Regions from separate parts of the Homo sapiens genome. Here regions 1 and 3 are each linked to region 2. A link is a loop called in an ENCODE intact Hi-C map of the cell type or tissue named here. Cell type or tissue: ascending aorta. All regions are shown on one strand.

Evidence for each region. Peaks named below come from ENCODE experiments on the same cell type or tissue, not always from the same donor. Only the 100,000 strongest peaks of a DNase experiment are listed, where the experiment ranks them.
Region 1: a loop joins it to region 2, with 2.4 times the contacts of the local background. A loop is called at or near these places in 7 of 110 quality-filtered maps.
Region 3: a loop joins it to region 2, with 2.4 times the contacts of the local background. A loop is called at or near these places in 2 of 110 quality-filtered maps.

The regions. Positions count from the first base shown.
Region 1 is chr18:13,231,700-13,239,699 of GRCh38, forward strand. All of the region lies in intron 1 of LDLRAD4 (low density lipoprotein receptor class A domain containing 4), which reads left to right. C18orf15 (chromosome 18 putative open reading frame 15) reads left to right here and starts at 7,844. Exons shown (of 1, transcript NR_146617.1): 1 at 7,844-8,000. RefSeq lists an enhancer at 7,989-8,000. In ascending aorta, no CTCF peak of the experiment used is centred here; DNase peaks (open chromatin) are centred at 972, 2,452, 4,052 and 4,472; H3K4me3 peaks cover 618 bases; H3K27ac peaks cover 3,122 bases.
Region 2 is chr18:13,320,069-13,328,068 of GRCh38, forward strand. The region is part of intron 2 of LDLRAD4 (low density lipoprotein receptor class A domain containing 4); the gene reads left to right. Among named protein-coding and RNA genes, the nearest start is that of C18orf15, 85 kb to the left of the region's middle. RefSeq lists an enhancer at 712-1,211. In ascending aorta, no CTCF peak of the experiment used is centred here; a DNase peak (open chromatin) is centred at 3,438; H3K27ac peaks cover 3,937 bases.
Region 3 is chr18:13,418,827-13,426,826 of GRCh38, forward strand. All of the region lies in intron 3 of LDLRAD4 (low density lipoprotein receptor class A domain containing 4), which reads left to right. LDLRAD4-AS1 (LDLRAD4 antisense RNA 1) reads right to left here. Exons shown (of 4, transcript NR_040031.1): 2 at 7,106-7,287; 3 at 4,749-4,867; 4 at 673-2,382. Among named protein-coding and RNA genes, the nearest start is that of LDLRAD4-AS1, 4.7 kb to the right of the region's middle. RefSeq lists enhancers at 2,503-2,552, 7,136-7,698. In ascending aorta, no CTCF peak of the experiment used is centred here; a DNase peak (open chromatin) is centred at 4,175; H3K4me3 peaks cover 481 bases; H3K27ac peaks cover 4,995 bases.

The DNA.
Region 1 (8,000 bases), 88 kb before region 2:
TTCTATTTGCAAAACGTGTAACTATTTAAAGCTTTTCACAGACAACATCTAATTTCATGTTCCTTGGCTTTAAGGAACAAATAATCAATGAAATGTACATAGAAGTATAATTAATGGATTTGTTTCTTCTTCTCTAATGTGGCTATTAGCTGAATGAGGAATTCAGGCCAGAGTTTATGTTATTTTAATGTGTGAAACCTAATTGGAATGTGATGCCCAATGGTTGTCCAAACCACATGGCAGGCTGTTTTCTGAAGGTCATTGGTCCCAGGGATGGCAGCTTGGTGGCTGGGCAGGCACCCACCTAGTCGATGTCATTTTGGGAGGTCAAGGGTATAGCACTAAAAACTGAATTCGAAGATACACATAGTTACATCAAGGGGACTGAGGGGGCACCCCGTGAAGCTCTCTCCTGGTGGGCCATGCAGGATGGAGTGTGGCGCGAGTACGGTGCAGGCTGGGGCCACCGCAGGGGCCTGCTCTCATCTCCTCCCTGTTAGAGGAGCGTCTTCTGGGCGCTCTTGTGGGACTTAGGAGTATGTCCCAGGTCCTGAGCAGTGCAGAGACTTGGCCTGGTGCCAGCAGTGAGGTGGATCTGCCAGTGTGGCCCCTCTCCTGTCCCACTCGCCTCCCGCCTCTGTCTGTGGCCTGTGCCCCTTTTTGCCTGGCATGGTTTGAGCTTCTGTCCTGGTACAGTTTGTTCGGCTGTGGATGCAAGTTGACTTCAGTTCTGTTTCTCCCCTTTCAACAAAATCACCTTCCTTCCCCGCGTGGCCTTGTCCGGGGGCTGCTGCTGCCCCGTGCTGTGCTCCACAAGCCTCCGTGTAAATCGCCTTCCTTCCCTGCGTGGCCTTGTCCGGGGGCTGCTGCTGCCCCGTGCTGTGCTCCACAAGCCTCTATGTCACCTCGTGCTGCCGCATCCCTTCCCCAGCTCAGCTATTCACTGTTGTCTGCAGCTCTGACTCTTCCGCTGTGGCTGCCAAGTCCCCTGATCCCCTGCTTGCGTTCCAAGTGGAAGCCGTGTGCGCCGTTCACACTGGCTTCGCAGCTTCCTGCTCTCTCCTCCGCAGCCCAGGAAGCGCCACCTCCAGCCATGCTCCCTGGAAGCTGCGTGTGGGAGAGGCGCGTGCCAGCTGTGATGCTCGTCCGAACTCAGCTCCGGACCCGAAGCTGGCAGCAGGGAGAGAAGGCTGCCACGTCTGCTGGCTCTCCCTGGTGTGGTCCTCCTGGTTCCCTGAAGGGAACAGGAGCCAGCGTCCTCATGACCAAGGCTTCAGCTCATTGTTAAAATGATTAGGTGGCAGGTGAGGCGCTTTCTGATCTCCCCTGGTCATGAGTTGTGTGATCAATGAGGACTCTAGACGATGGCAGAGGATCTGCTTGTCGCCACACACAGTGCGTTAGGGATGGAGCTTGCCACCAGTGGCGCCACCTCTTTGCAGGCGCCTGTCCTGAAGGACGTGAGCGGGCGAAGTGCTCTTGGGTCTGCTTGGACACGGGTCACTGGCCGCTAAGAAGGCAAATGCCATGCCGTTCAGATACGTTCTCTGCTACTGGATGATGTAGTGCTGCTGTGATGTAGCAAATGCATTGGCTTGTTGACTGTTAAGAGGTGGCAAGACATCAAGGGACCCTCTGGCTTGCTCTTGGGTTGGCAAGGTTGGCAGAGGGGCCCACTGCTCAGAGCCCAGTAAGAGGCGGGACAGCTGTGTTTGGAAGTGGGCCAAGGAAGCCGGCACCCTCTTATTGGAAATATTCTCCATCCTGTGACCTGTTTGTCGCTGTCTCTGGTGCTCCTGTGACCTGTTTGTCACTGTCTCTGGTGCTGTTTTATGGAAACCTTCTCTAAGCAAAGATGTCTTTGAGTATTTGTTCCCCTTCCCTCCCTGGGTGATGCAGCCTGCTGGTAAGGTGTGGCCAGCTTCAGAGCCCAGAGGAACGGGGTCTCTCCCTTAGCTGTCAGTGGAGAGAGGTTTCTGAGCCTAGAACCTTATACTCACAGCTGGAGAGCTTAGAGGCAGAGTTTTGTCGCAACTGTTGAGACTGATTATGTATTTCCATAGAGGACCTCGGCCCAGAACTCCAAACCCTAGGCTCCTACACCTACCTGCCTACCGGGCATCTCTACTCATAGGCACCTCCAAGCCAGCATGTCTAAAACTGAACTCTTACTCCCCCAGCTGCTCCTCCCTGCCCCTCAGCCCCCCAGCCCTGTCACTCCCTCACTGTCCCATTCCAGTCACCAGCATCCTTGTCTGCCCGTGGTTCAGGCCACACATCTCAGACACTTCTTTCGTCACCTTTTCCCATGGCCCAGTGCATGTTTGAAACCTATTTGTTCTGCCTCCAGCGTTCGTCCCAATATGATCACTTTTCACTGTCACCACCAGCAGTGCTCGTGTGTCCTCTCTCCCTGGGTTTCTGCGGGGCCTCTGACCGGGTGCTGTCCTCCCCACCCGCGATGGTCTGGTCTGGATGCAGCAGCCAGTGACCCTTGTAATCCCTGATGGCATGCCCTGTGCCCCTCGGGCCTCCCTCCTGCTGAGGCTCCTCACCCACGTACCCCCTCGCCGCACAGGCCTCTGTGGTTGCCCTACCCAGAACTCTCCCTGGGTGCGCACATTAGTCGCCTGGCTTTGCCCTAGGAGGCCTTCCCTGGCCCATGTGTCTCCTGCACGGGGCCTGGTCATTGTGAGCTCCAGGAGGGCAGACAATCGTCTTCTTGTCCCTGTCCTGGCCCAGCATCGGGCTGCCAGGACTGTTTGTTGAATAAACAGATGGACTGTGAGCAGGCACCTGTGAGCAGGCCAGGGGAGGATGGTGGGCAGGTCCACAGACTCGTAGGCCTGGATGGGGCTCTGGACTCCTCCCTTCTGCCAACTTCTGGGTGGGCACCAGGTGTGGGTGTGAGGCCATCTCACCTGAGCCTCCGTGGGTTGGGACAGGCCTCAGTGCAAACAGAAAGTCCTGCAGAAAGGCTGAAGTATGAGCAGCAGTGAGAGAGATGAGCCGGGGAGGCTGAGCACCTTCCATGAGCCCCGCCCCACCCCATGGACTGCTGCTCACCTACATTACATTCTTATTTTACTGTTTTCCTCTAAGTAAACTACCTACCAGAAACCAGGAGAAGCAATTGTTTTTCAGACCAACTTTTGCCCTTCCATTCTCTCCTCCCAAATTTAACTTGCTGGCTAAATACATTTTGGATAAATTAGTTATTTATTTGCTTAGAAACCAATTTATCAAGCTGTAAAAAAATCATCAGATTAGGTTGGCACGGTGGCTTATGCCTGTAATCCTAGCACTTTGGGAGGCCAAGGTGAGTGGATCACCTGAGGTTGGGAGTTCGAGACCAGCCTGACCAACATGGAGAAACCCTGTCTCTACTAAAAATACAAAAAATTAGCCAGGCGTGGTGGCGTGTGCCTGTATTCCCAGCTACTTGGGAGGCTGAGGCAGGAGAATTGTTTAAACCCGGGAGGTAGAGGTTGCAGTGAGCTGAGATTGCGCCATTGCACTCCAGCCTGGGCAACAAGAGCAAAACTCCATCTCAAAAAAAAAAAAAATCATCAGATTATTAAAGTTTATTAAATTCATCATATGTAGATGCTTTCTCTTTAGACGAGATGTCTCTATCATAACCTTGATTCTCCTAAGCTGTTTTCCTCTGTTCTTGGGATCAGGAAAAGTTCAAAGTAGAGAAAATTATGGTCTGTGAATCTTTTTTCCATCTTTTCAAAGAAGACTAAATGTTCGACAGCTACCTGGAAGTCTGACTCACCCTCCAGGCATCTGACTGTGCTTTTATTCTGGTATTAGTTTTGTTGCCTTGGATTTAAAATCCACAAGGATTGTGAAAACCAAGTGCGGAAGAAGGAGAAAAAACTGAAAAACCCCCCACATTCTAAATAGTGGTGAGGACTCCTAGCAAATTCATTCCTATTGATGGCTTTTAGCCTGTGTAATAGACCACTAGCCATGTTGCATATGCGATCGGCTTTGGTTGGATGAGTCGACTTTATTTCCCTCCCAGTCTGAGGACACATCTGCAGTCCTGCCCCTGGGGGAAGTGCACATCCAGCCCTGGGGTGGGTTGCTTTTCTTGCAGGCTGGGTGCTGATCCTTGCCTCCGTTAGGAATCTGTTTGAACCTCCACCCGGAGAACAGACTGGAAGGAAATACACCAGGACATTAAAAATAGAGGTCTTGGCATATAGTGCTAAGGATGGTTTAAAAAATTCTGTCTTTTCATCTTTTCCATATTTTCTACAATGATCATGTGTTCCTGTTTTTATAATGAGAAAATTCCCAGTTAACTAGATTTGCTAAGGGTGTGGAATAAAAAGTCACTTTCTGAAAAATTGTGGAAAACAATTTGATGTGTGTCTTTTTAAGCATTTTGGAAGCGCGGTGGAGTTGCTATGGGGATAGCAAGGTTTACTCTCTACAGAGAGTGGTTCCATCTGGCACCCGTCGCTCCCGAGCTGGGCTGGGCAGTTCTGTGCAGAGCAGTTTCTCGTTAGATGTGGAAACAGTTACACAGAGAAGCACTGTTCCATCTTTTCCCCCTGGAACCATCATTTTGCTTTGATCTAACAATAGAAAAACTTTTTTTTTTTTTTTTTTTGAGACAGAGTTTTGCTCTTGTTGCCCAGGCTGGAGTGCAGTAGTGCGATCTCGGCACACTGCAACGTCTGCCTCCCGGGTTCAAGCGATTCTCCTGCCTCAGCCTCCTGAGTAGCTGGGATTACAGGCATGCACCACCACCCCAGGCTAAGTTTCTATTTTTAGCAGAGTTAGGGTTTCTCCATGTTGGTCAGGCTAGTCTCAAACTCAGGTGATCCGCCCTCAGGTGATCCGCCCTCCTTGGCCTCCCAAAGTGCTAGGATTACAGGCGTGAGCCACCACGTCTGGCCTAGAAAAACATGTTAAACTCCTTTCTGTACCCTCTGCTTCCTCTGGGTGCTGGCGTTGCCTGTGTGGGGCTCGGTCCGTGTTTCTCAGTCTGGAGGGTTTCTGAGCTGCTGTTGGAGTGGGGGTGTCTCCTGCACCTGGTGTTCCATGTCGGACTTTCAGATCACAGTTGGAATTAATTTTCTTTTGCAGATGTGTTGACATCTTCCTCTGAGGTTACGTTTTAATTCCCCTTTGCTTTGTCCCTGGAACTGTGGACTCCCTCCCTCCCTAGTCTTGCTTGGAACCAGCGTGGTTCCATCTCAGTTTAGAGATGAGGATTGTAACATTCCATAAGGGACTGTGCTTGGGGGCATAATGTGTGCAGGTAGAGTTCTGTTTTATATTTAATGGAGAATGAAACACAGTGACTTAAGAAGCAGCAGGTGTCTCTGTCTTTGTGATCTTGGGTTATCCCTGGAGGCTCCACTCATAGAACGCTTGCTAGGCATGCTGGCTTGGGCTCTGGAGGCCAGCTTGCTCTTGTTCTGGGCTGTGGCCTTTGGCCAGTCCGAGTCCTGCTCCCTCATCTTGAAAATGGGATCATGACATCTGCCTGCTTGCAGGGTTACTCTGACTGTCAGATGAGATGGCGCAGGTGCCCGCTGGGAAATGCAGGGGACTAAGTGCATCACCCCACGTCCTGGGCACTGGCAGAGTCACTGGTGTCCTGGCTGCTTCCTCCTGTGATCTGATAGGATGTGGCTCTCTGAGGCCACCGTAGATGGTCTCTTAGTTCCCAGAGCTTCTAGTTCATATACTTAGTACCAAGGAAGGTTCTGTGGTTCATGGGCTTGTGGACAGTGACTGCCGGGTGGCTGATTTGTTCTTGCATTGGAGACAGAGGTGATAATTTCACTCCTGGTCCCACGGCCAAGTGGAACTGGGGTGATCTGTTCAGTGGAAAAAGCAGTTAGTTCGAAGACATTCAGGGAACGTGGATTCTTGTTCCTAGCTCGGTCTCCAAGTAGCATTGTCCCCCGAGCAACCAAAGATCCATTCCCTCAGTGCATACAATTGTGTGACAGCCCTGCACCAGTCACTGTGATCACTCAAGACCTCTGGCCTCAGTTTCCCCATGGAGAACCCCCTTCATGGAGGCATTGCTGTCCAGCAGTTTGCATGTGTTCTTTCATTTGACCCATGTAATTCATTTATGAGGTTGGGAAGTGTAGTGATCAGTCCCATTTTACAGATGAGGAAACTGAGGTCTAGGGAATTTAGCACCTTGTCTGAGGTCACATGCTGTTAAGATCTCGTCTCTAAAATGGGAGGCTGGGGTAGAGTCTGGTGGCCTCCTGGATGCCCACCCTGGTTCTTAAGGTCAATGTGTCTGCCTCCTTGCGAAGTCACGGTGCTTGGGCTGATTGTGAAGGAAATGGACAGTGGAGTGAGGCTGTTCCTAGCCATCCTTACCCACAAGCTTGCTCTGAAAATCCACCTAAAACCCCAGGAACTATTGGGAACTGTAAACTAACAGCAGGTGCCAGAATATCTGCCTTTCCCAAGTCTGGAGGGCATGAGATCACAGAGCCATCTAAGCATGAACCCAGGATTTCTCTTCCTTATTTTCCAGTATTGGAACTGGAGACAGATTGCTCGATGACTGGTCGTGGTTTATTGTAAAACGAGAAGGAGCCCCCTCTTAAAAACATTCTGCTGTTGGGCTGGTCCCCTTCATGCATTGCCTCTTGTTGATAGATTTTTTGCTCAACTGGAAGGATATTAGAGGTGCCTGTGCCACGCAATATTTTATGATTGATCAGTGTCTTGAAGCACTGTTGGATGCACCTGATGCCTTCTTTATTTGGGCTGTCAGTGTTCACACAAAAGGAAGACTTTTTACATCTACTCTGTGCTCTTTCTGTAATAAGCTGGGTTATTTTGGAGAGCAGGTGGGAGAACGTGCAGATGTGGGACTCAGCACCCACAGAACTGAGGGGTGGTGTGGTGCAGGCCAGAGGGCGTGGACTGCAGAGTCCTGCCAGCCTGGGTTCACATCTCTGTGAGGTTTGCACCAAATCTGGGTTACTTTTAGGATCCTGGAGAGACTCAATACCTGGGAGGGGCCTACACATAGGCAGCCTCTCCCGGGTGGTGACTACGCCTGTGTTTCTGTGTGGAAATGTGATTTTATAATGTCACGTTCCCAGGGAGCTCACTGAGATGCCTCCTGCTCCTACTCAACAGCCCTAGCCCCTGTTCCTGCCGAGGTTCTGGTGGGAGAGGGGACATTAAGATTGCTGCTTGTAAGGCCAGGCGGGTGGCTCATGTCTGCAATCCCAGCACTTGGGAGGCTGAGGTGGGCGGATCACCTGAGGTCAGGAGTTCGAGACCAGCCTGGCCAACATGGTGAAACCCTGTCTCTACTAAAAATAAGAAAAATTAGCTGGGCGTGGTGGCGCACACCTGTAATCCCAGCTACTCAGGGGGCTGAGGCAGGATAATTGCTTGAATCTGGGAGGCAGAGGTTGCAGTGAGCTGAGATCACACCACTGTACTCCAGCCTGGGCCACAGAGCAAGACTCTGTCTCAAAAAAAAAAAAAAAAAATTGCTGCTTGTAACTGCGGGCTCGAGAGAACATTTGTGACCCATGAAGCCTGCGGTTGGAGGGGCCTGGCGTTAGGGAGAGGACACTGGAAATGTTAATGCAGCTAATCCAGTGAGATTAGCCTGCTGAGCTCAGGGATTTGAGGGAACAAAGGGGAGTGCAGGGGCCACTTAGAAGTTTAAACAGACTCCCTCTCCCTTTTCACCTACGTCTTGTGTGAGGATTTCAATAGCTCCTAAATGAGCTTGCCTGAATGGCTGTGGCACTCTTTTAAATTCTAATTAGCTAGTGAATTAACCAGGATGAATTTTGATTAGTCAGAATGAATTACAGGTATTAATGATCATACAGTCTTAGAGCAAATGAAAGTAGCAGTTGTCCAGAGGGGGCTTGGGCCAGCCATCCGGCTGGAGAGACCTTCAGTAGGCTCAGAACAGCTGCGCTCATTCACTCACTGTTCCACTTTCTTGTAATGCCTGCACCAGTCACAGTGTG
Region 2 (8,000 bases):
GAATCATAGTTGACTCCATCCTGAGATTTCAACTTTAGGATGAGATAACATATTTTATTGCATATCTGATCATAAGATCTTCTGTAGTTTTATACATCGTTTCTGTTTACAAGAGAGAATGCTGCGCCTCTGAGGGAAAAGAATCATTCGCAAGTCTTTTAGCTGCATCTCTGACTTGGCGAATCCTGCTTTCAAGATTGCATTAGTCGTATTAGGTGACTGACACTGTGAAGTCCTGTGTTGACGTAATCTGTTGCCTTTTCTTTATTTTTACGTTTCCGCTGCCTCTCATCTAGGAAGGAGCCTTATGAATGAACACATTGAAAAGTCATCCTTTAATTGAGGGAAGAGACTACTTTTAACCCTGTCTGAGCCTGCTGCTCTCCCCCTGGGACTGCAGTGACCAGTGCTCTCAAACTGCTTGGCATAATTCCTTATGGAAGAGTGAATCCCCTCTGATAGAGGGTAATCCTGACTTTGTTTGAATTCTTCCAGTAACAGAGAGCTCAGCCTGTAAGAAGGTGGCCCAAGTTGCTTTCTGGACACTTGTAGTTTTAGAAGCATCTTCTGTCCTGTGACGGTGAGGAAGGTCACTGCAGTCCCCAACAGTGAGGCTCAGCACAGGCTGTGGGAATCCCGCTGCCAGGTGCAATGGCAGGGTGGAGCCGGGGAGCAATGGGGCAACTCTACGTTTGAGTAACGTGTGACGTGTTGACCTCATTGTTCCCTGAGTGTCACAAATGCCCATGGCATCTGGTAGACCGTGTTCAAGTTTAATTCAGGAGTTCAAAGCCTAACAGGATTGTTGTCATTCCCTCCCAGTGGGACCCTCCAGAAGGTGGCTCCTCTCCGTGACTGGACATAACAAGCCACGCCTGTGTCTGCAGGTGGGGAAAAGTAAATTGGAGGCCAGGCATGAATGCACTGTTTCAGTGAGCCCTAGTGAGTTCAGTGTGGAGAGCGTAGTTGGAGATACTTGGTTTTGCAGCTCCCCCGCCCTCTTGTGTTGATGAAGGCAGCAAGCAGAGGTGGTTAACTTCGGCCCGAGCATGCTGCAGGACTCCGAGAGACTGGCTCCCTGGGTCTTCTCTGGCCCAGCAGACAGGCTGCCTGCTGCAGACAGGCCGGTCTCCTGCCCCTACCCGCCGTCTGCACACTCAGCCCTGCATCTCCCCCAGAGGCCTATGCGCGGTTTGGCTGCCCGGCCAGGTTCCTCCTGAACATTATGAGTCTGTGATTTCAGATGTAGCTGCAAACGTTTCCAAAGCCTATCTCTGGGCCTATCGCCGTGTGATGTTTTAAAACCATAGTTTATTTGGCTTTTTGTGGCTATTTAATTCTCTTCGGGACTCATTCATCTCCCTCAAATTTTAAGTGGTTGTTTACAGCTCTGAATTATTTTCTTTGTGTCCTCTTGTTTCTAGTCTTTCCCATTCAATTTTACAGCTATCAGGTTTGGATAATTAGAATGGAGATTCTTCTTCCAAAAATAAGGTATTAAGAATAAACACACAAGGCTGGGCGTGGTGACTCACGCCTGTAATCCCAGCACTTTGGGAGGTCGAGGCGGGTGGATCACCTGAGATCAGGAGTTTGACCTGGCCAACATGGTGAAACCCCATCTCTACTAAAAATGCAAAAATTAGCCGTTGTGTGGTGATGTGTGCCTGTAATTTCAGCTGCTCGGGAGGCTGAGGCAGGACAATTGCTGGAACCAGGGAGGCAGAGGTTGCAGTGAGCCGAGATCGCGCCATTGCACTCCAGCCCAGGCAACAACAGCGAGACTCCGTCTCAAAAAAAAAAAAAAAAAAAAAAAAAAAAAAAAAAAAAAAAAGAAAAGAAAAAGAATAAAAAGAATAAACACACAGACTTAAAAATCTTTATTTGTGCAGAAAGCAATTGAAAGCCAGAATAATTATATTTAGAATTTTTTTTTTACAAAAAACTAGCAATGCTTGTTCTTTTTATTGAAACACAGAAAATATTAATTCACAGCATAGAAAACTTTATCCTAAGAAAAAAAATCTAGTGGTGATCTCATCAGAGTCTATGTTGTATTGCGACACACTTAACATAATTTGAAAATTACTTCTTTGTGAAAAATTGTCTACATTATCCCTTCTTAATTTTTTTATGTAAGGACTTTTACTTCACAGCTGATTTTTAAAATGGCTCTCACTTCTTTATTTCTATTATTTATTTAAGCCAGTCACTTTTCTCACTTTTTTTTTTTTTTTTTTTTTGGTTTTGAGACAGAGTCTTGCTCTGTCTCCCAGGCTGGAGCGCAGTGGCGCAATCTTGGCTCACTGCAACCTCCACCTCCCGGGTTCAAGTGATTCTCCCAACTCAGCCTCCCCAGTAGATGAGACTACAGGAGTGTACCACGACGCCCAGCTAATTTTTGTATTTTTAGTAGAGATGGGATTTTGCCATATTGGCCAGGCTGGTCTAAAACTCCTGACCTCAGGTGATCCACCTGCCTCAGCCTCCCAAAGTGCCTCCCAAAGTGGCGTGAGCCACTACACCTCGCCTGTCATCCATGTTTCTTTTCTTTTTCTTATTTTTTTGAGACGGAGTATCGCTCTGTCACCCAGGCTGGAGTGCAGTGGCGCGATCTCAGCTCACTGCAACCTCTGCCTCCCGAGTTCAAAAAATTCTCCCACCTCAGCCTCCCCAGTAGCTGGGACTACAGGTATACACCACCATACATGGCTAATTTTTTTTTTTTTTTTTTTTGATGGAGACGGGATTTTACCATGTTGGCCAGGCTGGTCTCTAACTCCTGTCCTCAGGTGATCCACCTGTCTCGGCCTCCCAAATTGCTGGCATTACAGGCGTGAGCCACTGCACCAGGCCATATTTCTCACTTTTTTGTACTCGGCTGTACCCCTTACAGATGGATAATGTAAATTTGTGTCACACAAACGCTTTGACTCAATTTTCTTTTTCTTCACAAATAGTTACAAAATTGGTAGCAGCATCTCTCTGGATTTCTACTTTTATGAAGCTTGCTCAGGGAGAAGCAGGTGGGAAGAGGAGTAGTAGAAAGAAAACCACGTCCTTCTCACTCCACAGAAAAAGCTTTTGTTTTTTAGAAATTTGCCTTTTAAAAGATAGGTCTTTATCCATTTCACTTTTCTGCATACATTTCTTTTTGTAGACACAGGATCTTGCTTTGTGCCTTGGCCTCCCAAGTAGCTGGAGCTATGGGCGCCGCCACTGCGCCTGGCTGCAGCATGTCACGCATTTGCTTTCACCAGGGATGCCCCTTTTTATCCTCAGTTCCTGAAAGTGAGCTCTCGTGCTGTGAAAATGGCAGGACTGGTAATTAGGAGAGGGCTGGATGTGGGAAAAGGAATGAGGATAGTTTTTGCGTCCTGAGCTGGAAATAGCAAATGTGTTCACATTCTTTGCTCTTTTCTTGCTTCCAAGTCAGGTCCTTATTTGACAGGGCCGTGACTCAAGTGAGGTGCCACGTTTAAGGAGGCGCCAAACTCCAAACAAAACAAAACACCCCTCAGTAACTGAGTTAAATAATACTTTAATGTAATATTAAAAGTATGGAAATTATGACAGATGTGCGTGATGAACAAAGTATTCAGCATATGGGACTGTGACTATTGTTCAATATATATAAGGTATAAGGATTTCCAGTGAATACTCTGAAATGTTTGGTTAATCTATTCATATTGGTATTTTTCCTTGGTGAACATTTGTAATAAAGAAGGAAATAAGTTCAGAGAAGGATATAATCTTCAAAAAGTCATCAGAGTTATCATCTGAGGTCAGGAGTTTGAGAGCAGCCTGGGCAACATGGTGAAACTCCGTCTCTACTAAAAGTATAAAAATTAGCCGGGTGTGGTGTCACTGCCTCTAGTCCCAGCTACTTGGGAGGCTGAGGCAGGAGAATCGCTTGAACCTGGGAGGCAGAGGTTGCAGTGAGCCAAGATCGTGCCGCTGCACTCCATCCTGGGCAAGAGTGAGAAAAGAAAGTCATCAGGATTAGCATACCAAATCTTGACGATGAATTACACGTGCGTGGCTCCATTAACCATCTTGAGTTCAAGTGTCTATTTTTTTTTTTTTTGAGACGGAGTCTCGCTCTGTCGCCCAGGCTGAAGTGCAGTGGCACGATCTCGGCTCACTGCAAGCTCCGCCTCCCGGGTTCACACCATTCTCCTGCCTCAGCCTCCCCAGTAGCTGGGACTACAGGTGCCTGCCACCACACCTGGCTAATTTTTCGTATTTTTTTTTTAGTAGAGATGGGGTTTTACCATGTTAGCCAGTATGGTCTCCATCTCCTGACTTTGTGATCCGCCTGCCTTGGCCTCCCAAAGTGCTGGGATTACAGGCATGAGCCACCGCGCCTGGCCTCAAGTGTCTATTTTTTGACAAGGTTCTGAAATTACGAACTCTCTGAGTATGTCCCGAGGACCTTCTATGCGCAGAGAACAGTGGCAGAACGGGGAAGAGGGAGAAGCGGCCTGTGGGTTTATTAGCTGGTGGCTTCTCGCAGGAGCACGTTGACTCTGAGGCCAGGCATCCGGGCAGCAGGGGAGGGGCTGGCGTGGGCTGCTGCTGATGATCTGGAACCTCCAGTCCCTGTCTGCTGTAAACAAAAAAGTGTCTGAGACAGGTCTCAATCAATTTAGAGGCTCATTTTGCCAGGGTTGAGGGAAAAAGACACACACGTCACAGTAGGACCCAAAAAGGGTTTCGACAACTTCATTATTTAAAGAGGAAAGAGCAGACAGGAGGGGAAGGTGGAAAGAAAACAGCAGAGGTAGGTGGTGAGGTGAGTGGTCGCATTCTTGTGAGGCTTTGATTTTCGCTCACTGAATACATGTGACATGTGAAAGGAGGGGTAGAGGGACGTCAATTACGCATGCGTCTCTTGTTCAGTAAATCTGCATTTTACACGGGATAAAGTAAACATAGAGTAGAGGAAGAAGTCATGTACACATTTGTCTCAGGGCGGCAGAGGGATGATTTCTGGTCTTGTCTTTGTGCCATGCCTGCCAAGATGAGCTGTTAACTTACATTGTTAGGGTGAAGGAGGCCTCCTGGGGAGACACGTGGCCTTCTATCTTGCAGCAATCTGTATAGGAATAAAAGGAAAGTCAGCTTTTTGCATCCAGCTTAACTTTTCCCTTTGGCATAGTGAGTTCGGGGTCCCAGGATTTTATTTTCCTTTCACATTTTGAAGTGACACTTGCAGTCGTGGCTATGGACTTCTCAGGGAGGCCAACAGCAGAGCTTTGATCCCTCAAGGAAGACGCAGAGTAGGATTTCAAGAGGTGGAGATGCAGAGTGCACTAAGCCTTTGAGACGGCTCCAACCAGAGTTCTGCCCAGTCCACTCCCTTGGTGGAAAACCAGCTCCCAGACCCACCTGGCACCACACACACCTCCCCTCGCTGCCCGGCCTGACTCCATGACTTGCAGTCCGCCCACCCCCTTTAAAGGGAGTTTTGGGGCCACTCCCTCTCCTTGCTTCCTGTGGACTCCTCAGCTGCTCAGTGCCTCCTCTACTCTCCCTCTCCGCGTGGGCAACGCTGAAGGCCCTTTCCAGGCCGATCCCGGCACTCAGCTTCGCTGCGCACCCGCCCGTCTCGGAACTGCTGAGTACTCTGGAGCCAACCCCAGTTTCCTCATCTGTAATGTGGGGATGGCAATATAAACTTTTTTCCTTTTTTTTTTTTTGAGACGGAGTCTTGCTCTGTCGCCCAGGCTGGAGTGCAGTGGCGCAATCTCGGCTCATTGCAAGCTCCCCCTCCCGGGTTCACGCCATTCTCCTGCCTCAGCCTCCCGAGTAGCCGGGACTACAGGTGCCCGCCACCGTGCCTGCCACCACGCGGAGCTAATTTTTTTTTGTTTTTTTAGTAGAGACGGGGTTTCACTGTATTAGCCAGGATGTTCTTGATCTCCTGACCTCATGATCCGCTTGCCTCGGCCTCCCAAAGTGCTGGGATTACAGGAGTGAGCCACCACGCCCGGCTGGCAATATAAATTTTATATGGTGACATGTGGCTGATAGCTGAGATGAGTGACTGAGGCAGAGGTCTCAATTGTTGACGTTTATTAAGCCAGCTTTAGGGTGCATCTGGAAAAATACCAGCCACAGACACATCTGTATCTATTTTTCTAAAGAGGTTTTCAGGAGGCTTAGTATTTGTATGTTTCCTTAAAGGGGGGAAGGCTCGGAAGAGGGGCAGGTGGGCTGTAAGGCGAATGATTACATTCTTGTGAGACTCTAGTTAGTGCCAGTAAATCTGCATTTTACATAAGATAAGGTGAATGAATGTTTGAAGAGAAAAAAGGGCGTAAAGGAAGAATCAATTATGCAGATGTCTCTGGGCAGGTGGAGGAATGACTGATCTCATCTTGTCTTTTTTCTGCACCTGGGAAGCGAAGCTTGTAATAGACATGATCAATGTGGAATGGAACAGACTTCAGTTTTAACCTAGAATCAGATTGTAGACGTGAAGTTACAATGAGATGTTCTTGTTTATGGGATGCCAGCAAAGAATTTACTTAGGAATGATCTATGGGGCAACCCTTCCAGACCCCTGAGGCTTTCACTTTTCTGCGGGGTTTGGCTGATGCCTGATGCTCCTAACAGCTGTTCCTGGGGAAGAGGGCATTGCCTGGCTCACCCTCTTGGCTTAACTTTCCCTTTTGCGTAAGGAATTTGGGGGTCCCGAGCTTTTTTTTTTTGTGAGATGGAGTCTCGCTCTGTCACCCAGGCTGGAGTGCAATGGCACGATCTTGGCTCACTGCAAGCTCCGCCTCCCAAGTTCACACCATTCTCCTGCCTCAGCCTCCTGAGTAGTTTCCTTTACATGGTTAAATGAGACCAAGTGCTTACTGAAGTGTAAAATAGCAGGTGCTGACAGGAAAGGCAGACATCTTTTTCTTCTCATTGTCACTGTTACCATCATCAATACGCTACTTCCTTGGCATCTGGGTCTCCCTTTGCTTTGGGAACCCTCCTCTTGTGCTTTCCTAGAAGTCAGTGTCTTGTCCTGGGCTGTTGCTTTTCTGCTTGACTCCCTCTGTGGGCCGTGGACTCTGCGGCAGAGTCCTATCTGCAGGGCTTCTGCATGGTTATCCATTGTCTTCTGAAGAAATGATGATGTTAGTGATGGAGCCACTTTGGTTAGCGTTTTGTTAAGTATGAACTTGTGAATCCTTCCCACAGCTGTGCAATATTATTACCTCCAGGGCACAGCATCTGGACTTTAATTGATGATGAGTGTATGTGGCCCCAAGGGACATGGGGCCTCGAAATTAAGGAAGGAGCTGGAAGTAGTGGACAAGCAGCAGCACCACCACGTGGAAAGGTGAAAAGTTGGATAAGGACTGGCTGAGAAAATGCCATCAGAATAGCAAGAGGGGGTCATTGTTGAAGAGCACAGCTTCAGGCAAGTCTTTGAAATCAAAGCCAGATTTCAAGGAAGTCGGAAGGAGCAGATGGAGAGGAAGTGGAGAGATTTCCATATGGTGCGTGTATTTTTTTTTTTAATTAAGGATTTTGGTGTTAAATGGAAGTGGTACTTGATGGCCTAGCAGGATGAAACAAAGTTTGTTTCTAAAGATAGAGGGACATGGGCTCACTTTTAAAGAGAAAGAAAGTAGGTGGCCATTGAGTTATGAGAGGTTGAGAAGCCGGAGATGGTGGGCCCAGAGACCCACAGAGCAGGCTCTTTGAGAGCAGCAGGTCTTCCTGCTCAGGGCCTTGCTGGTGCTGTCACGAGCCATATCCCCTGGCCTCCTGCTTTGCTTCTGGGCTGTCATCAATCTGTTTTGTGGTGTTCTCTGAGAAATGAAATTAAATCCTAAGCTCCCAGCCAAATGAATGGACCCCCTCTTGGCCAAGGGGCACCCAAAGAAACCTTAGAACTGAGTCCTGGCTGTGACAGGAGGGGAAACACGCCTCATGAGACCCCCACCTCGCTGACCACCATCAGGCTCTCCTCCCTGCGGGCTAGAAGCTCCATA
Region 3 (8,000 bases), 99 kb after region 2:
CCACACCTGGTTCCCACCCTTGGGAAGCTTTCAGCCCAGCCTCACCTCCTTTAAAATCTTTGTGCATTAGGGACTGAAAACCAGGAAATAGAGATTTTATATAAATGAATACATAGATGATTGAATTTAGTGGTGGCTTGATTCTAGGACACAGAATACTTCATGTACTTTTATCACCAATGATGAAAACTTGCGGTGAGTGCTTCAATTGGAATGTATTTGCTTGGCTTTACAAATGACCTTAGGGCTATATTTATAGAATCATTAAGGGTCTGAAGGAGTTCCTTAAATTTTTAGTTATACTTTGCTGCATTTTATTGGGAACATTATTTGCTATAATGGCATCTATGCAGTTGGGGATCCACATAGGTTTTGGGACAAGGACATCTGTACGTAGACATCTACAACCCAGAGGTATGCTCGTTAATGTTAATTTTTGTGTCATTTTACAACATATTGTGCCATATAAATGATCATCCAAAAAAGGAAGCAATAAATTTGGAAGTCATCAAGCCATAGTTTTGGATCATGATTAGGTCCAAACTTTTGCAGACCTGATACCTATCTTGGAGATTTTTATTTTTTTTATTTTTTAGAGACAATCTTGCTCCTTTGCCCAGGCTACAGGAGGCTGGGGTGCAGTGGTACAATCATAGCTCACCACAACCTATCTGAGAGTCTTTTAAGTTCTTTACGTGAATGATTTAATTTTATTGTTAAAATATCCACACAAATAGAGACTGTTAATATCTGCCGTTTATAGGTATCCAAACTGTGACCCAGAAAGGTTAAGTCACTTTCCCAAGATCACACAGGTAATAAGTAGTTGCACCAGGATTCAAACCCGGCAGTCTTATTCTAGTGCCACCATGTTATAGCCTCTCCCTTCTTTGCACCTGAAATTTCTCAGCTCTAAAATAAGGGAATTGGTTTATATAACCTTTAGGGTCTCTTCCAGCCTAACATTATGTGGTCTCTGACGTATTAGCTGGTAGAAGACTGGATGTACCCTCACGTGCACATGTTCACACACACCTCCACAGACACAGACGTGAGCCTGGTGGACCTCCCGGAAGGCGTGCAGCAGGAATAAATCATGCCAAGAGCTATGGGTGAGGAGAGGACCTCGGCACCATTCTGCAGGCACTTTCAGGGGAGCAACACCTGTGTCTTGTTAACTGGCTACTACATTTTGTGATTTATAATGGAAAAAAGTGACACCTACAATACTGAGAACCTTTTTAAAAGGGGGGTTCTCAGGACACAGCCTAGCAGAGCACAGAATGTCTTCACATCTCCATTTTTCACAAAAATAAAGCACACGGGCCTTAATTGAAGATGAGCTTCATGAAAGCATATCTGAGGTTGGTGGCAGATTGTGGAAAACTGACAAAGCATTGCTTTCTTTATTATAAACAAATAATCAACAAATACAAATAGTGGATTATGAATTAGAAATTGCTTGTGTTAGATTGTCCAGAATATCAAACACTACATTGATGCTGTTGCTCCTGAAACATCACTCTTAAGATAAGCAACAAGGGTGAGATTATAAGGAGGAAATTACATAATCATAGAAAATAAAATAACATCGCCACCAATAAAAGATGCCAGCACTAAATAACAGCCCCTGTCTAGCCCTGTCTCTGCCAAGCCCCACTCTGAGCGTTCTGTGGGCATTATCTCCCTGCATGGCCTCTGGAAGGAATCTTACTGCCATTTTAAGCATAAGGAAAACACAGCTTAAATATGTGGCCCAGTCTAGCATTTATTTTGTAGTGGAATCAGGGTTTAAACTGGAGACCCTCAGTACTGAACCCTACTGTTTATCCTGCTGGAAGAAGTTCACGGTGAAACTTTACTCAGGCTTTGGGGCCCAAGTGCAGACCTTCCATGCATGGGCAGAGAACAAAGTGGTCCCTGGTCAGCCCTGAATCCCTGCTTCCTGGGCTTCACAGAGGGTAACAAATGACCACAGAATACTCACTTCAGAACGGTCGCGACACTGCAGAAGACTTTAGTCCCATTCACTGGTGCTGGAAGGCACCTCAGGACTCAGCATCTCAGTGCACAGGGAGCCTAGGGTAGCTTGGGGTGACTTAGTTCAGCAAGGTGCCCTCATGCAAGAAGCCGCCCAGCTGTGGTAATGGGATGGGGAAGCCTCTAAGTCTCCTTTTTGTACAGAGAAAGGCACGCCAGGGACGCTGAGCAAAATAGTCACGGCTCCTTAAAAGCAGGGAGAACATCCTTCCGCGCTGAGCACTGCACACCCTCTTCTGCAGTCTCTGCGAGGGAGAGCCCTGCAGGGCGGATGTCCACCAGGCTGCCGGTTCCAGCCCTTGCTGCCCGTGTAGGGGTGTCCATGGGCGCTTGGTTCTGGGCCTGTGTGGGAATAGTTTTGTATAGTTTGACTCTTATTTCCAGATCATTCGTGTCCTGGGCTGTGTGGGAGCCAGTGGTAGGCAAGGGGTGTGGAATTAGGAGGCCTACCTGGCTTCCACCCCTCTCCCTGGGTCTGTGGAGGCTGCAGCTCCATCAGGCCATCACCCGCTCACTGCAGCTGGGTGTGCCAGGCAAGGAGGTGAGCATGCAGGGTGGCCTCCCAGCCCTCCCCCAGGTGACCTGTGCTCATTTCCGTTTCTGAGTCCCCACTTCCTCCTCTAAGGTCATGGCAAAGAGCCCTGGCGGCTGCTGCATCCAGTCCCATCCCTGCCCTGCCTGGGAGTCCTCAGGGTTCCCTGAGTCTCCCTAGGCATCTGGTAGCCGAGAATAGAAGCTTCTGGCCTTCACGCGTCAGAAGGCACCCGTGGCTGCCCCTTACTTCTGCCTCCCAGCGTTTTGTAGACATTCTTCTCCTGAGTTCCCCCTGCCCCCCACCCACCGCCCTGTTGTTTCCCTAAGTGCCGTTTGTAGAATTAAAAGATACCGTGGACACTTAGAGGAGGCAGAAATACAGGTATTCCTACAAACTGGGTCCCCTGCAGGAAAAAACGTGCCCTTCAGAGTGCCAGAAAGCTAGCCTGGGGGACGGGCCTGGGGCTGGGGTGGGCAGGAGTCCTCGCTGCACCTGCAGCCTTGGGGCCCCTGCCGTGCCTATGCTGCAGTCACTGACTCCTTAGACCTGTGCCTAGTCTCCTACTGAAGGGCTACCCCATGCTTCTGATGCTCATTACACACCAGTTACGGAACTCCCCCGGGGAGGAGCTCTGTTTCAAATACGTTAATTTCTGTTGTGAGGGGTCAGTTACCGTTTATCTAAGTATTACTGAATTAATAGCAATTTTTGGCCAATATGTGTTTCTCGGATTCATTCCATTATTGTGCCATTCCTTTGGTCACTGAACATTCATGATTATGGAGCAAGAAGCTCAGTGCACATGTCACATGGGCTTACACTGTGGGAGGTCAGAGCTGCAGGGGAGACTAGACAGAGAGAAGACTAGAAGACTAGACAGAGAGAGATGGTGATGTGAGCTTCAGCCCCAAATCCGGAGAAATACTCTGTCTAGCCTAAATAAGGCTTAGTCATTGCCACTTGCAAATAAAGAGAGATATTCCTGCAAATATATGCTTGTTAAAAACCAGTAAGGCCAGGTGCAGTTGCTCATGCCTATAATCCTAGCACTTTGGGAGGTGAAGGTGGGAGGATCACTTGAGGCCAGGAGTTCAAGACCAGCCTAGGTAACATATTGAGACCCCCATCTCTACCAAAAAAAAAAAAAAAGGCCAAGTGTGATGGCCTGTGCCTGTAGTCCCAGCTACTCGGGAGGCTGAGGCGGGAGGATGGCTTGAGCCCAGGTGTTGGAGGCTGCAGTGAGCCACGATCACATCACTACACTCCAGCCTGGGTGGCAGAGTGAGACTCTGTCTCAAAAAACAAAACCAAACCAACACCATCACCAAATTTAAAACTATACTTTCTGCTTTCTGTTTATCTCTCTGCATATCTCCAGCAACAGATCTGTTTTTTCCTCTTCTGTCTCAGCAAGCCTTGCTCCAGCCTTCATAGTGCCATGTGCTGTGCCAGGCTGTGGGCTGTAGCTGCTTGCCGCTCAACCTTGGTGACATGCTCTCCAACTAGCAGAGGCGGAAAGCTGGTGTTGGGAAGGAGTGTGGCACTGGAGCTGGTAGCAACTCCCTGGGGAGTCTAGCAGGCTCTGGGTTAATCCTGGCAGTCCTCTCAGGCTGGGCACAACTTAGCCTGCATTGAGCCTGGGTGAATGAATGCCTGCCACACCACTGGTGTCCAGAAGCCTTTACTGTATTTCCTTAATATTGATGTAATCATGATGAGCCACCACTTCTAGAAAACTCTGAACATTTTTGGCCTTTAAGGGAACAAGTTTCTAATTTTAAGACTAAAGAAGGCCGGGCTTGGTGGCTTGGCAGGGCGTGGTGGCTCATGCCTGTAATCCCAGCACTTTGGGAGGCTGAGGAGGGCAGATCACCTGAGTTTGGGAGTTTGAGACCAGCCTGGCCAACATGGAGAAACTCTGTCTCTACTAAAAATACAAAAATTAGCCAGGCATGGTGGCGGGCTCCTGTAATCCTAGCTACTTAGGAAGCTGAGGCAAGAGAATCTCTTGAACCCGGGAGGCAGAGGTTGCAGTAAACCAAGATTGCGCCATTGCACTCCAACCTGGGTGACAGAGCGAGACTCTGTCTCAAAAAAAAAAAAAGACTAAAGAAGAACCCCATTTACTACATTTCTCACTGTGCTGTGTCTTGAGCATCTTCCAGTACCGTACCTGGGAGGGCTGAGTCCACGAGGCGCTCGTGCTCACTCACTCTCCATTTGTGCTTCTAGCTGCTGACCTCTGGAGTGAATTTTTCTGCAGAAATCCTTGGCTGCTCCCCATGTGTGCACCTGAAGAGTTATAGAAAGCCCTGTTCACGTTTCTTTCACACATGTCCTTTATGTCATGGGCAACCTGTGTTCATTGAAATTTTATGATTTCTTTGTATCACGTGTGTATAATTTTCACTGTACAAGAAACTTATATACTTAAAACATCTTCCAGTGTTAGGCCTGGTGCGATGGCTCATGCGTGTAATCCCAGCACTTTGGGAGACGAAGGCAGGTGGATCTCCTGAGGTCAGGAGTTTGAGACTAGCCTGACCAATATGATGAAACCCTGTCTCTACTAAAAATACAAAAATCAGCCGGGCGTGGTGGCATGTGCCTGTAATCCTAGCTACTCAGGAGGCTGAGACAGGAGAATCACTTGAACCTGGGAGGTAGAGGTTGCAATGAGCCAAGATTGCACCATTGCACTCCAGCCTGGGCGACGAGAGTGAAACTCCATCTCAAAGAAAAAAAAGAAAGAAAAAAAAAAACTTCCAGTGTTTTATTGGCTACTGATTTGGACACTTAGTGGAGAGAGGCAGAAATGCTGGTTTGTGTGATTTATACAGCTGTAATATTTAATGGCTTTACACGACTAATGGGCCCTCTGGTTCAAGGTGAAACCAGAGGAGCAAAGTGTGTGCTGATTCTTGTCCATCTTCTTCTTTAGCTTGTGTGTCTGTGTGGACGTCTGTGACAGGAGCACAGATATCAGGTACAAGTGAAAGAAACAAAACTCAGCCCCAAAGTGCACTGACTTCTCTTTTCCCCTCCCTTTAGCGCATTTGAGTCCATTTAAGTTGAAGCAACTATTAGCCACCTACTGTGCTGGCCCCTGGGGATGCAAAGATAATGACGTGGGTGAGCAAAGAGACAAGCAATGACAGCAAGGTGATTAGCACTGTGTTGGGGGATGCGCGGGTTGCCATGGGAACATGGAAGCGGTGGTACTCAGTTCCTGGATGGGGATGGGAATACTGGAGAAGGCTTCACAGTCTTGGCGAAGGGTTTTTCTGTTTTTGTTTTTTGCTAAAAGGTCAGTAGGCATTTGTCACGCAAGGGAATGAGGAGCAAGTCATTCTAGGCAGGAGGAACCGTGTACATGAAGGTGCAGTGATGGGAAGCCATGGTATGCCTGAGAGGCATTTTGGCCTCCAGGGGGATGTGTAGGATTTAGGAAAGACTCAGGAAGATGCTCGGGACCACATGGCGAAGGGCACGTATGCCTCGCTAATACGGACTATGTCCTGGAAGTGATGGAATCTATGGAAAGATTTGAGGTCGAGGAGTGACATGACATTTATCATCCAGAGATAACAGTTTGCTTAATAGAATAAACTTTCATTCATTCAGCAAATATTTTTGAGACTGTATTACATGCCAGAAACTGTTCTGGGACCCAGGGAAATAACAAATAAACAATACTGTGAACATTCCTTGTATTCAGGAGAACTTACATTCTAGCGATTGAAGGCAGTAAATACAATAAAAGTTAATTATATGATTTATTGATTCATTTGTTTTTGCTTCATTTAAAGGTGGTAAGCCTTATAGGAAAAAATAAGGCAAGGAACATAGTCCTGGACCTGGGTGTGGAGAAGGCCCCATTTATCAATAGGTAGCTTTGTTATACTTAAATATAAAGAAAACTTGCTTTCATTTATATTTTTATGAATTTACTTTCAGTGTGCATTTTGGGACTAAGCTTCTGGGTTACATTTGTCTCATTTATGCCAATTATTCTTGCTGTTTTATGCACTTTTCCACAGAGATAGTATTGAGAAAACCTGGATTGGCTGTGGAGCAGAATTAAAGCTCAGCTGTCAGCCTACTGGGGCACTTCCTCCCTCCAGGAAGGTGGAGGAATATGACACGTCGGGGCTCCAGATGAGAGCTGTGTTCAGAGGAGGAAGTGGTTTTTCCAGGTAGATGTGGCCATCCCTTCTCTCTTTAATGATGACAGAATGGGACAGAGCAGAGCTGGCCTCAGCAGGAGCGTTCAGGCTGGAGTGAGGACCAGCGTGAGTTTTCCGTGCTGGGGTTGACGGCCTGGGGAGGCAGCTGCATTGTTCTCATCCTGTGCTTCCCGAGGTCGAGGCTCTGACACCATCCTGCTCTTCATCTGACTGACTTGGGTCCAGCGATGGCATCAGTGAATGAGTCTGTGGGCGGGGCCTGGGTGGTGTTTGAGGTTTGTCTGTTTGGAGAAGGGGTGGGGACAGAAGGGAGGCTGGGGTGAGGGGTGAGGGTGATTCATACCTGTGAGAGGGAGGCTGAGATTCCCCGAGGGCAGGACGGTGGACCACAGTGACCCTGTGGGAAGAGGTCTGGGGACGGATGGCCCATGGCGGCAGGGTGCGCAGAGCTCCTGGGTGCTGGGCCATCAGGCCACACTGCACAGGTGAAACCGGCTCTCAACAGGACATGCCCTCGGGGAAGAACTGAACAGAAAGACAGATTTGTTGTTAATTTTGGAAGGTAGGGGATTTTATCAGCCAGTGTTCCATTGAGGATAATGGGTTTTAAGCCCCTGCTCCTGTTTGTTGACCACGTTATTTTGAAGTCTCCCAAGTCTACTAGAAATATTCTCTTTTTGGTTACTGGGGAGATAGACAAAGGAATTTAGGAAATCCTTAACTGGCACTTAGTACTATAAAGAAGTTCTTTATGAAAGGTCTGAAATGGGCATGTTCAGTCAAAAAATATTTTGTCTTTGCAGAGCTTGGAATTCTGGCCTGGCATAGGTTGTCAGAAATAAGTAGTTTTTCCTAATAAAGCTGTAACTTTCAGGGCAGGTGAGAGGTTCCCATCTCTCTGCCCAGTAGCGGGGCTGGTTCTAGGTCAGCCTGGAGCTCAGCCTCCTGCTGAGAACCCAACAGCCCCACCCGTGCCTCTTCCTACTGCAGCTTGGTGTACAGGGGAGTGCACGCAATAGCTTGCCACCCACTTTGATCCCAGCCTTGAGTGTTATCAGTTACAGGAGCCAAAAGCCATTCTTTTAAGTACCAAGTCTCCATCTGGGAAGGAAGAGACAGTTTAGTTCACCAGCAGACCTTCCTTGTTTGGGGCCTGGGACATTCTCCTGCAGTAGAACATCCTGCCATCCATAAAAGAGGTATGAAGATGCCATCACAAAATTCTGGTGTGGGTTGGT